Linked DNA regions of Mus musculus: region 1 is linked to region 2. Evidence: chromatin loops called from intact Hi-C (ENCODE). Cell type or tissue: gastrocnemius. All regions are shown on one strand. Region 1 holds the start of Stx1a (syntaxin 1A (brain)). Region 2 overlaps Vps37d (vacuolar protein sorting 37D).

Region 1 (5,000 bases), 51 kb after region 2:
ATAGATGAGGCACTGGGCATCCAGCCAGGAATAATACAGGTCTGAAGGCATGTGGGGGTCGCTTGCAGGTCAGGAACAGGATGAAGGCTAGACTGGAGAGCATAGATATGGCTGGTATTATGGTAGAGGGATCCAGGCACAGATGGAGAAGCTAGGCAGAAATCACAGCCATTAGGTCAAAAGCCCCAAAACAAAACTTTCTATGAAGGGCTGTAAGTGGGGCACAAGATGAGAGGGATCTAGGACGCCACCCAGCTTGGGGGGACACCCAGAAATCAACGGGTGGGGTTTGCTGAGGAATCAGATATGACAATCTGATGTGGCGCCCTTATTTAACCCTCTCACGGGAGAGCTTAATTTCTGTCCCTCTAGGGTCTGAGGCCAGAGAAGGGCACTCCCCTGTGTTAAAAGTGGGGTCTCATGATTGAAGGATCATGGGCTCTGACTTAGAACCTTTCTACTGCCTTCTACTCATCTCGAAACCCCGCCCTAAGAGCCACACCCCAGAGGCCTCTCTCACACAGGTAGGAAAATAGATCCAGGTCGCAGTTAGACCTGGCAATCCGGGAAGGGTCTGGGAAATGACAGCCTGGGTTGCCTGGAAGCCCAAAGGTGGACCAAGGGTAGATATGGTTGAGTCCTTTAATCCAGAGCAAGCCGGGTATCCCTAAAGCGACCAGGGTGGATCGGGAGCCACAGGTGATGGGAGCCACAGGTGATGGGGAGCCCCAAGAGACGGCTCCCGCAGAGGCCACCCCCACCCGGCGGCCTCGTTTCCGCAGCGCGCCCAAGGATGGGGTTGGGAGGGGAACTCTGGGCAGGGGGGTGGGAAGGAAACGAGAGGTTCAGCCTCCAGGGGACAGTGCAAGGACGGTGACAAGCGGGCGAAGAACGGTCACGATTTTGCATCCCGCCACCGAAACCCCTTAACAGCCCTCCAAATCGCCCCAAACAGGAACGCCCTGAAAAGTTCCTCAAAACCCCAGGTTCTAGCCATCAGTCCCGGTGCTGAAGGGCTCGAGTCCGTGACCAGAAGTAGATCGGAGGGGTGGGACTCCCATGGGGGTTCGAGGGTCCCTCAGCTTTGCAAGGCTCCCTCCGTCCCCTTGTAGGTGCCTCGGTGGCATGCCGGAACAAAGTGGAGAATTACAAGACGCCGGGTGAGCGGCGCACGAGGATCGGACTCACCGTGCGGAGCTCCTGGGTTCGGTCCTTCATGCTCCCGGGAGTGGCAGTAGGCGCCGGCTGCAACCGAGTAAGTCCCGCATGCGCGGATGCCGCCCCGCGGCTGCGCAGCGCCAGCCCGCGCCCCGCCCCAGTCCCTGGGACCCCCAAGCCCAACCCCAGCTGGCCACGCCCATCATGCTTCCACGCCCGGATATATCCCGCCCAGGGCTCCGCCTACGGGGAGCGCAAAGGGGTACAAACCCAGCCCTCGGGACCTGGTTCCTCCCCTCGTCAACTAGTGATCTCTGTCTAGATGCAGCTCCAACTCCTTGGCCCTTCTCTGCCCCAGCCCCCACCTCTGCTCAGCCACCCATTATCTAGATAGACCCTGGATTCTGACTCTTAGAGTCCTTCCTTTCCCCTGGATTTGCTGGAGTGGAACCCTTTCCACTTTGTTCAATGATAGTCTCACTGTGTAGCCCAGGCTAGCCTTGAACACCTGCTCCTACCTCAGCCACAGGAGTACAGGTTTTGCAGACATGAGCCTCAATGCCAGGTTTGAAAATCCCTTCTTGAACCGACCCCCGGCAACCCCCTCCAACCACCCATCCTGTCCTGAGATGGCTGAACAGGTAAAGATGCTTGCCACTAAGCTTAAAGATCTGAGTTCCAGCGGGGTGATGATAGCACATGTCTTTAATCCTAGTAGGCAGATCTCTGAGTTCAAGGCCAGCCTGACCTACAGAGCAAGTTCCAGGACAGCCAAAGGTACGCAGAGAAACTCTGTCTTGAAAAATAACAAACAAACAAACAAACAAACGATTGGAGTTCTAGCCCTGGGCCCCACGTGACTGAAGAAGAGCATTGGATTCTGTAAATTGTCCTCTGACCGCCACATGAGTGAGCTCCGTGCTTCACATATATGCAACCACACGATGGAGGCAGGAGGCACATGGCCAAGTGAATATAAAGTAAAATAAAGCCCTCTCTGTAGTGGTCAATTCTAAACCTTCCCACCTTTCTGAGCACCCCCCTGTCTCCAGACCGGGTTGCTGCCTCTTTACTCTCCCCAGAGTTTCTCAGCTCACCTGTTCGATTCAATTTGACTGCCTTTCTCTTTACACACAATACATACATACATACATACATACATACATACATACATACATACATACACAAACAAATAAATGAAATGTTTAAGATATTTAAAAGGAAAAAAAAAAAAAGCTTGCCACCCCCACCCCTCCATGCCTCCAGCCCGGAGTTCAAATGCCAGGCCTGACGTCTTATTTCCTGTGTGGAAGCTGTAGGCTGTTCAAACCTAGGCCCAGTGGAAAGATCTCAGTGGTCCCTGCAGAGCAACGTGAACGGTATGCTGGTCCCTGTAGAGCAACGTGAAGAGCCTGCCGGTTGGCAGACATGTACCTTTTAGCTTCCTGCCAGCATCTTGTTACAGAGTACACACACACACACACACACAGACACACACACACACAAGTGGTCTCAGGCTTTCTTGACCCCAAGCCAAGCACACCCACACCTCCTTGTACACTAGAGTTACCAAGGCACGGTTCTGGATTGGATCCAGCCTCCTGCTGCCCAGTGTGTCTGGCCCTGGCACCTCTCCCAGACTTTCAGTGCAGGTTAGATGGCTGGCTGACAGGCACGCTGGGACACGGGCTCAGCCTCCCCTCCGTCCCTAGAAAAATCTGACAGGAGACAAATGTGTCCTGGCACGGGAGAGAGCCATAGCCTTTCCGGTTGTCTAGACATCAACATTATGCTATATTTTATTTTTAATATTTGTTACATCATTTATTTGTGTGCATGAGAATGCCACGGCTTACACAGAGAGGTCAGGACAACTTGCTGGAGTCAGTTCTCTGCTTCTGCCTTGTGTGTCCCAGAGACCAATCCAAGTCCTTAGGCTTAGCAGCAAGTGCCTTTACTCAATGAGCTCTCTCTCTCTCTCTCTCTCTCTCTCTCTCTCTCTCTCTCTCATACACACACACACAAGCTGGCCTCAAACTTGCTATGTACCTGAAGATGACCTTGAATCCCTGATCTTCCTCCCTCTGTATTGTTCCCCTACTCCAAGGTCCCCAAACAAACCAGGTAGGCATATTGCAACCAGACTTCACCGTGGGCTACCAATGAGTCTATTGGCCTTACTCCCATTGGTGAGGGGTTTCTTCCAGGTGAATAGATGCTCCCTCAAGCTACCCCCTCCCCACAGTGGTCTGAATGGGAATGGTCCCCACAGATCCACAGGGAGGGGTAGCCTTGTTGGAGGAAGTGTGTCACTGTGGGAGTGGGCCTTGAGGTTATACATGCTCAAACTATGCCCCGGGAGGTTCACGGTCTCCGTCTACTGCCTGTGGATCAAGATGTGGATCTCTCAGCTCCTTTTCCAGCATCACTGCTGCCTGCATACCACCATGCTTCCCGCCTTGATGATAATGGACTGAACCCCTGAAACTGTAAGCCAGTCCCAATTGAATGTTTTATTAGAATTGCCATGGACAGAGTATCTCTTCACAGCAATGGAAACCCTAAGATGTCCCCCAAGTGATTTTTTTCATGGTTGCATGGATAGAGCCCCTCCCCTAGATCTCCCCACATTTATACCCTAGCCCCTCCCTAAAGCATCACCCCCATGCACCATAGGAGGGCAGAATTGTATACAACTGGTTGAGAGGGGTGCCTGGATACTCACTGAGAGTCCCATGAACCTTTCTGCTCCCTCCTTCTCTGAGAAAAGATCTACTATGAACAGGCCCAGCCAGGCTCCTGAAGATGGTGGAACATCTGTCTACAACAGCCTGCCTCCCAAGTGCTGGGATTACGGACGTGTGCCACCTTTCCCATTTTATGCAGAGCTGTGGAGGAAGCCTAGGGTTTCATGCACGCTAGGCTAGCATTCTACCAACCGAATTACAAGTCCAGCATTTTTTTTTTTCTTTGTATTTTGAGACAGCGCCTCACACTGCTAGCCTGGGATATATTATGTTATGTAGCCCAGGCTAGCTTCAAATTTAAGACCCTCCTGCCTCAGGCTCTTGAGAGCTGGGAGTACAGGTGCCACACAGTGTGCCAGGATACTTTGCACATCTCCTCTCTCTGTCCTCCACATGGCCAATTTGACTGACAGGAAGCTGCCTAGCCCCGATCTAGTGGATTTCCTATACATAGGGAGCGGAGTGGGTCACGGCTATGTCCTCAGAACTCAGTATCTGTCTGTGGGGTGAGACTTCAGGAAGATGAGAAACTGCTGCTTCCTGAAGAAAGCCACGCTATCTTGCCAACATCACTCATGCAGACATGTTAAATATCAGCATGGAAAACGAAGAGGGGCTGGAGAGATGGCTCGGTGGTTAAGAGAGCACCAACTGCTCTTCCAGAGGTCCTGAGTTCAATTCCCAGCAACCACATGGTGGCTCACAACCGTCTGTAATGGGATCTGATGCCCTCTTCTGGTGTGTCTGAAGACAGCAACAATGTACTCACATACATGAAATAAATAAATAAATCTTTTTAAAAAGATGAATGAAAAAAGTGTGCACTTCCCTCTAAGCTGTTTTTCTTCTTTTTCTTCCTTAACATTTTCTTTCTTTCTTTCTTTCTTTCTTTCTTTCTTTCTTTCTTTCTTTCTTTCTTTCTTTCTTAGTTTCTCTCTCTCTCTCTCTCTCTCTCTCTCTCTCTCTCTCTCTCTCTCTCTCTCTCTCTCTCTCTCTTTCTTTCTTTCATTGTTGAATGCTCTACTGCAGAGCCATAGTGCCATGACCCTAGCTATTCACTGGGTGATTCTAGGTTTCTAGGCAGGTGTCCTACCA
Region 2 (5,000 bases):
GGAGGCAGAGGCAGGAGGATCACAAAACTTCAAGACCAGCCCTAGGTTATGTAGGAGGTCTTGATCAGACTGCTCTGTGTCTTGAGGGGAGACTCTGCATCAAAACAAAAACAAACGGTTGTGTTGAAGAGACCCTGGGCAGTAGAAGAAAGGAGACCCAAGCCAGGCATGGTGACATATGCATATAGTCCCACCACTTGGGAGGCAGACACCGGAGGATCAGTAGTTCAAGGCCAGCCTTGGCTAGAGTGAGTTTGAGGCCAGCCTGGGCTACCCAAGACCCTATCTCAAAAACAAAAACAAAAACGAAAAACAAACCAAAAGCCAACAACAAAATCTCATCAAGGCTGAGGATGGTTCACTAAGTAATGACACTAGGTGGCAAGCTTGAGTTTGCTTCCCAGGACCTACAAGGTGGAAGGGGAAAAGACCAGCGCCTAGAAATTGACCTCTGACCTCTACAACTCTTGAGTGGTATGTGTGTGCCCACCCACATACACACAAGAACACAAAGTAAAAATGTTATTTAAAACAGTTTAAAAAAAACCTAACATCAAAAGGCTGGAGAGATGGCTCCGCATTTGAAGGCACTGACTGCCTCCAGAGGACCTGGGTTCAAACCCCCAGACCCACAGAACAGCTCACAGCTGTCTGTAATGCCAGGCTCTGACACCTGCACATAGACACACATGCAGACAACACCAATGCAAATAAAATGTAAATACACACATTTAAATAAGTAAAAACCCAACCTCAAACAGAAAACAAGAAATGGGGCTGGAGAGATGGCTCAAAAGCTAAAAGCACTTGCTACTACTCCAGAGGACCTGGGTTCGAATCCCAGCACCTCCATACATGGCAGCTCACAACTGCCTATAATTCCAGTTCCATGAAATCCAATAATATCTCTGATGTCCATGGGTACGCATACATATATGCAGGCAAAACACACATATACATGAAATAAAAATTAAAAAAAAAATGGAAGAAACTCAAAGCTTGGATTCCCTAGTGGTCAAAACCTCCCAGTGCTTTATTTTATATTCTAGGATGTAGGACCACCTCATGTCTGACCTAACTGATGGGTTGGGTAGTGGTAGCCTCAATGTGGAAGTGAGGAGGCCATCTGTCCACAGACACTCAGTAGTGCCCGTGTTATTGAACATACTGAGCCAGGTATGGTGGTACATGTTTGTAATCCCAGCACTCAGGAGGCTGAGGCAAAAATAACCACATTTGGCAAGCTAGCCTGAGCTACATAGTAAGACCTGATGATGATGATGATGGCGATGATGGCAGTGACTGTGGCAGCTGGAGAGATGGCTTAGCTGTTGGAAAGGATAGGAGTTTGGTTTCCAACACCCATGCTGGGCAGGTCAAAGACTCCAGCTTCATGCTGGATCTGACAACCACTGGCCTCTTCAGAAATCTGCATTCAAGTTCTCACGCCCATACACAGACACATCCATATAATTAAAACTAAATTCTTTTTTTTAAAAGAAAAAGAAACAACGGTATAGCAAACAAACAGAAATAAGCTGAACTTGTCTGCGCATGCCTCCAATCTCAGCACTTTGAGGTCTAGATCCTGGAGGATCAGGAGTTCAAGGATAGCCTGGGCTACACAGTCCAAGTTAGAGGCTATGTGAGGCCCTGCCTCAAAAGAAAACAAAGCCAGGTGAGGATTTGGAGGCCACAGAGATGGGAACTGTAGAGTCACCTGCAGTCAATGGGAGAGTCAGAGTCCCTGTCTGTCCCCCTGTGGTCCCCAGAGAAGAGCATGCATCGCTGGAGCCCCCAATGTGCGCTGGGCTGGCTGCAGGCTGAGCTGGAAGAGGCTGAGCAGGAGGCTGAGGTGAGGGGTAGAGGTGGCTGGGGCCAGGTCAACAGGGAGGGAAACCAGTCTCATTGGGGTCTTCTCTGAGAAACCCTCCGTGATTGCTTCCAGAACTTTCTGGACTCCGCTCAGGACGGCAGAGTTTGCTGTCCTAGGGACGTCTACAGACACTGGAGGGCAGGGTCGGCTGAGTAGTAAGGCCCATTTCTCAGGGCTGGGTTGGGAGCAGGTCCTTAAGTGTGTTGAAGGGTACGGGACAGCCCTCTTTGTGGAAATAAGGTGGACACCTGTCCAGTCTGGGTAACCCAGAGGCTGGGCCATGTTGGAAGCTCCGGGCCTCTGCTGGCTGGTCACCGTGGGGAAGAAGGAGTCAGGCTCTGATCAGATTGCCTCCCCAACTCTCCCTTTCCCTCCTGGACGCTACCCAGGTCCAGATGGAGCAGCTGCTGCTGGGGGAACAGAGCCTGGAGGCCTTCCTGCCAGCCTTCCAGAGGGGCCGTGCCCTGGCCCACCTGAGGCGGACACAGGCCGAGAAACTACAGGAGGTGCTGAGGCGTCGAGAGCGCTCTGCCCAGCCGGCCCCCACAACTGCTGCTGCTGCTGCCGCCGCCGCCACCGCCATGGATCCCCCCAAACCCTTCCCTGCTGCTGCCGTCCTGCCCACTGGGGCCGCCCGGGGACCACCTCCAGCAGTACCCCGGAGCCTGCCCCCCTTGGACTCCCGCCCAGTGCCCCCAGTGAAGGGCTCTCCCGGGTGCCCTTTTGGCCCAGCCCCTTTGCTGAGCCCTCGACCCTCTCAGCCTGAACCCCCTCATCGGTAGGAGCCAGGGTGAGGCCTCCCAGCGGGGGTCCAGACAAACTTGATTCATGGCTCCTCCTCCTCCCCCACTGCCTGGGTGGGGGGAGGGGCAGGCCCCTCCCCCTAGCCTCAGGCAGGCCCAGGGCCCTGGAGGCTGAGCTGGGGAAGAGGGGCTCCCCGAAGAGGCCCGAAGAGGGCTGGGGGTGGGGTGGGCAGGGTGCTGGACTCCGGTCACCAAGGAAACTCTGCCTTTTTATTTTATTTTTTCGTCTCCCCGGCTGGGGCCTCCAGGGTGCCAAGCCAGGTCCTCAAATGAAAAAGAACTTTATGGGGTCCTGCTTCTTCCAGAGGGGTCTTGCTTGGGGGCCTGTCGCACCCTGCCACACTACTGGGCTCGAACAACTGCCAAGGCTTACTGGATTGTTCTCATATCCTGAGCTAACCCTTCCTGCAGTTTGGGGGCCCTCCGCCTAGGAGCCGGGCCCAGGGACACCCCCAATGGCCTTGCAGCTGGCCCTGGGGCAAGGTAGGACAGAGGCTTCTGACCTGCACAGGTGAGAGCCTGCCACCCCCAGGAAAGACCATTCTGTATTTTTCTGTCCCTGTCTCCTTAGAATGGAACCTTTTTGAGGGCAGGTCCTTGTCTTTGTATGTTCTGTCCCCAGCCCCGCCTCCTAGGGGCTGTCAATAAATGTGCTGATGGATGACGGTGATGATGCCCCGCCTCCTCTCTGCTCCCTCAGCCAGCCTCCACACCTTCTGCCAAAGCAGGCGCTTCCTCCTAGGGAGAAGCCCCTCTTTTCCTTGCCCATCCAAGGCTCAACTGACCTGTAAGGCCCACTGCAGCCTCCTGAGAGAAGCTGCCTGATTTCCGGCTCCTGTGACTCGCCATGCCTACTCCACGTCTCCGGTTGCCTCACCTGGCTTGCACCTTGTATTCTGGGATTGCGTGTCAGCTGGATCCCGATGGCACCACCATCTGGCCTGCCAACCACAGCCTCCACTGATGGTACCTTCAGTGGGTGATGGAGGGGTTCTGTTAGGAATGCAGGCATCTGACTTCCACTAGAGAGACATTAAGTGGCCATCTTGGCAGATGGATGTAGGGCAAGAAGACTGGCAAACAGAACAACGGGAAGAGGGGCCTTTCTGTGAGCCCAGAATGGGGCAGGCTGAAGCAGGAAGATTGAAAGTTCAAAGACCCAGGGCTGGTAGTTGGAAGAGTGCTTGTGTAGCGTGCAGGAAGCCATGGGTTCGATCCCTAGCACTCCCTAGACCAGGCATGTTGGGTCACACTTGTAATCTAGCAGGTAGGGTTGAGGCTGAAAGGTCAGGAGTTCAAGGTCACCCTCACTAAAAACCCATTCAAAACTAGCAGAGTCTACATAAGAATTTAAACCCAAATACATGGTGAGTTCCCCCTCTGTAGCAGGAACATTCTTGGGTCAGTCAAGGTCAAGTCTAAGTAGAAGGAATTTGGCCAAGAGGCACAGAAACTCCTGTAAATAATGGTAGGCTGCCAAAAGCACTATAAAAGCCAGGTATGGTGACACAATCCCAAAATCCTAGTTTGGATCTAGCCTGGGGTAATGAGTTCCACGCTACCCTAAACTACAGAGTGAGTCATTGTCAAATTAACAGGGGGTGCTATTGAAGCTTACAAAGCCAGTGTGGACTTTGTCTTCATTACTACAGAACCTTCTAGAACAGTGGTTCTCAACTTTCCTAATGCTGGGACTCTTTAATACGGTTCCTCTGATGCGATGACCCCAACCAGAAAATTATTTTCTTTGCAAATAATTTGCAAACTAATTTTGGTACTGTTAAGAATCACGGTGTAGGGGCTTGGCAGTGGTGGCACATGCCTTTGATCCCAGCACTTGGGAGGGAGAGGCAGGCGGATTTCTGGTCTACAGATTGAGTTCTAGGACAGCCAGGGCTATACAGAGAAACCTTGCCTTGAAAAATCAAAAAACAAACAAACAAACAAAAAATCACTATGTAAATTTTGGGGAGGGGCGCGGGGGTAAGAGGTTAGACCCAAGGGGTCTTGACCTACAGGTTGAGAGGTTGTTGAGCTGACTCTATTTTTCACTAAAGATTTCGATATAAAAGAGACACCACATTGGCCTCTTTGGAGTATAAAAGGTGAGAAGGAGGCTTGGGACTAAGTTCCCAAGAATAGAAAAGCATGCAAATAGAAGAATGTGTGTTCATCCTGGGATATCCCAAGGACAGCCTTGAGGATAGAGTCAAGAACAATGGCAGGAGAACTTGGGGTTCAGAAGTGGGCTCCATGTGGGGATCCCTGCTGATGCGTGAGAAGAACTTAAGGATTTGCTACATCTTAGAGATTCCCCCTCA

The links. Hi-C counts contacts between places; a loop is a spot of excess contacts. Peaks named below come from ENCODE experiments on the same cell type or tissue, not always from the same donor. Only the 100,000 strongest peaks of a DNase experiment are listed, where the experiment ranks them.
Region 1: it touches region 2 in a loop (2.3-fold over the local background); 18 of 42 quality-filtered maps call a loop at or near these places.

Annotation. Positions count from the first base shown.
Region 1 is chr5:135,019,799-135,024,798 of GRCm38, reverse strand. Stx1a (syntaxin 1A (brain)) reads right to left here and starts at 1,317. Exons shown (of 10, transcript NM_016801.4): 1 at 1,189-1,317. The coding sequence starts at 1,218. In gastrocnemius, no CTCF peak of the experiment used is centred here; DNase peaks (open chromatin) are centred at 811, 1,320 and 2,754; H3K4me3 peaks cover 1,383 bases; H3K27ac peaks cover 1,175 bases.
Region 2 is chr5:135,071,249-135,076,248 of GRCm38, reverse strand. Vps37d (vacuolar protein sorting 37D) reads left to right here. Exons shown (of 4, transcript NM_001199677.1): 3 at 1,773-1,855; 4 at 2,266-3,349. The coding sequence ends at 2,658. Among named protein-coding and RNA genes, the nearest start is that of Vps37d, 4.5 kb to the left of the region's middle. In gastrocnemius, no CTCF peak of the experiment used is centred here; DNase peaks (open chromatin) are centred at 2,315 and 2,574.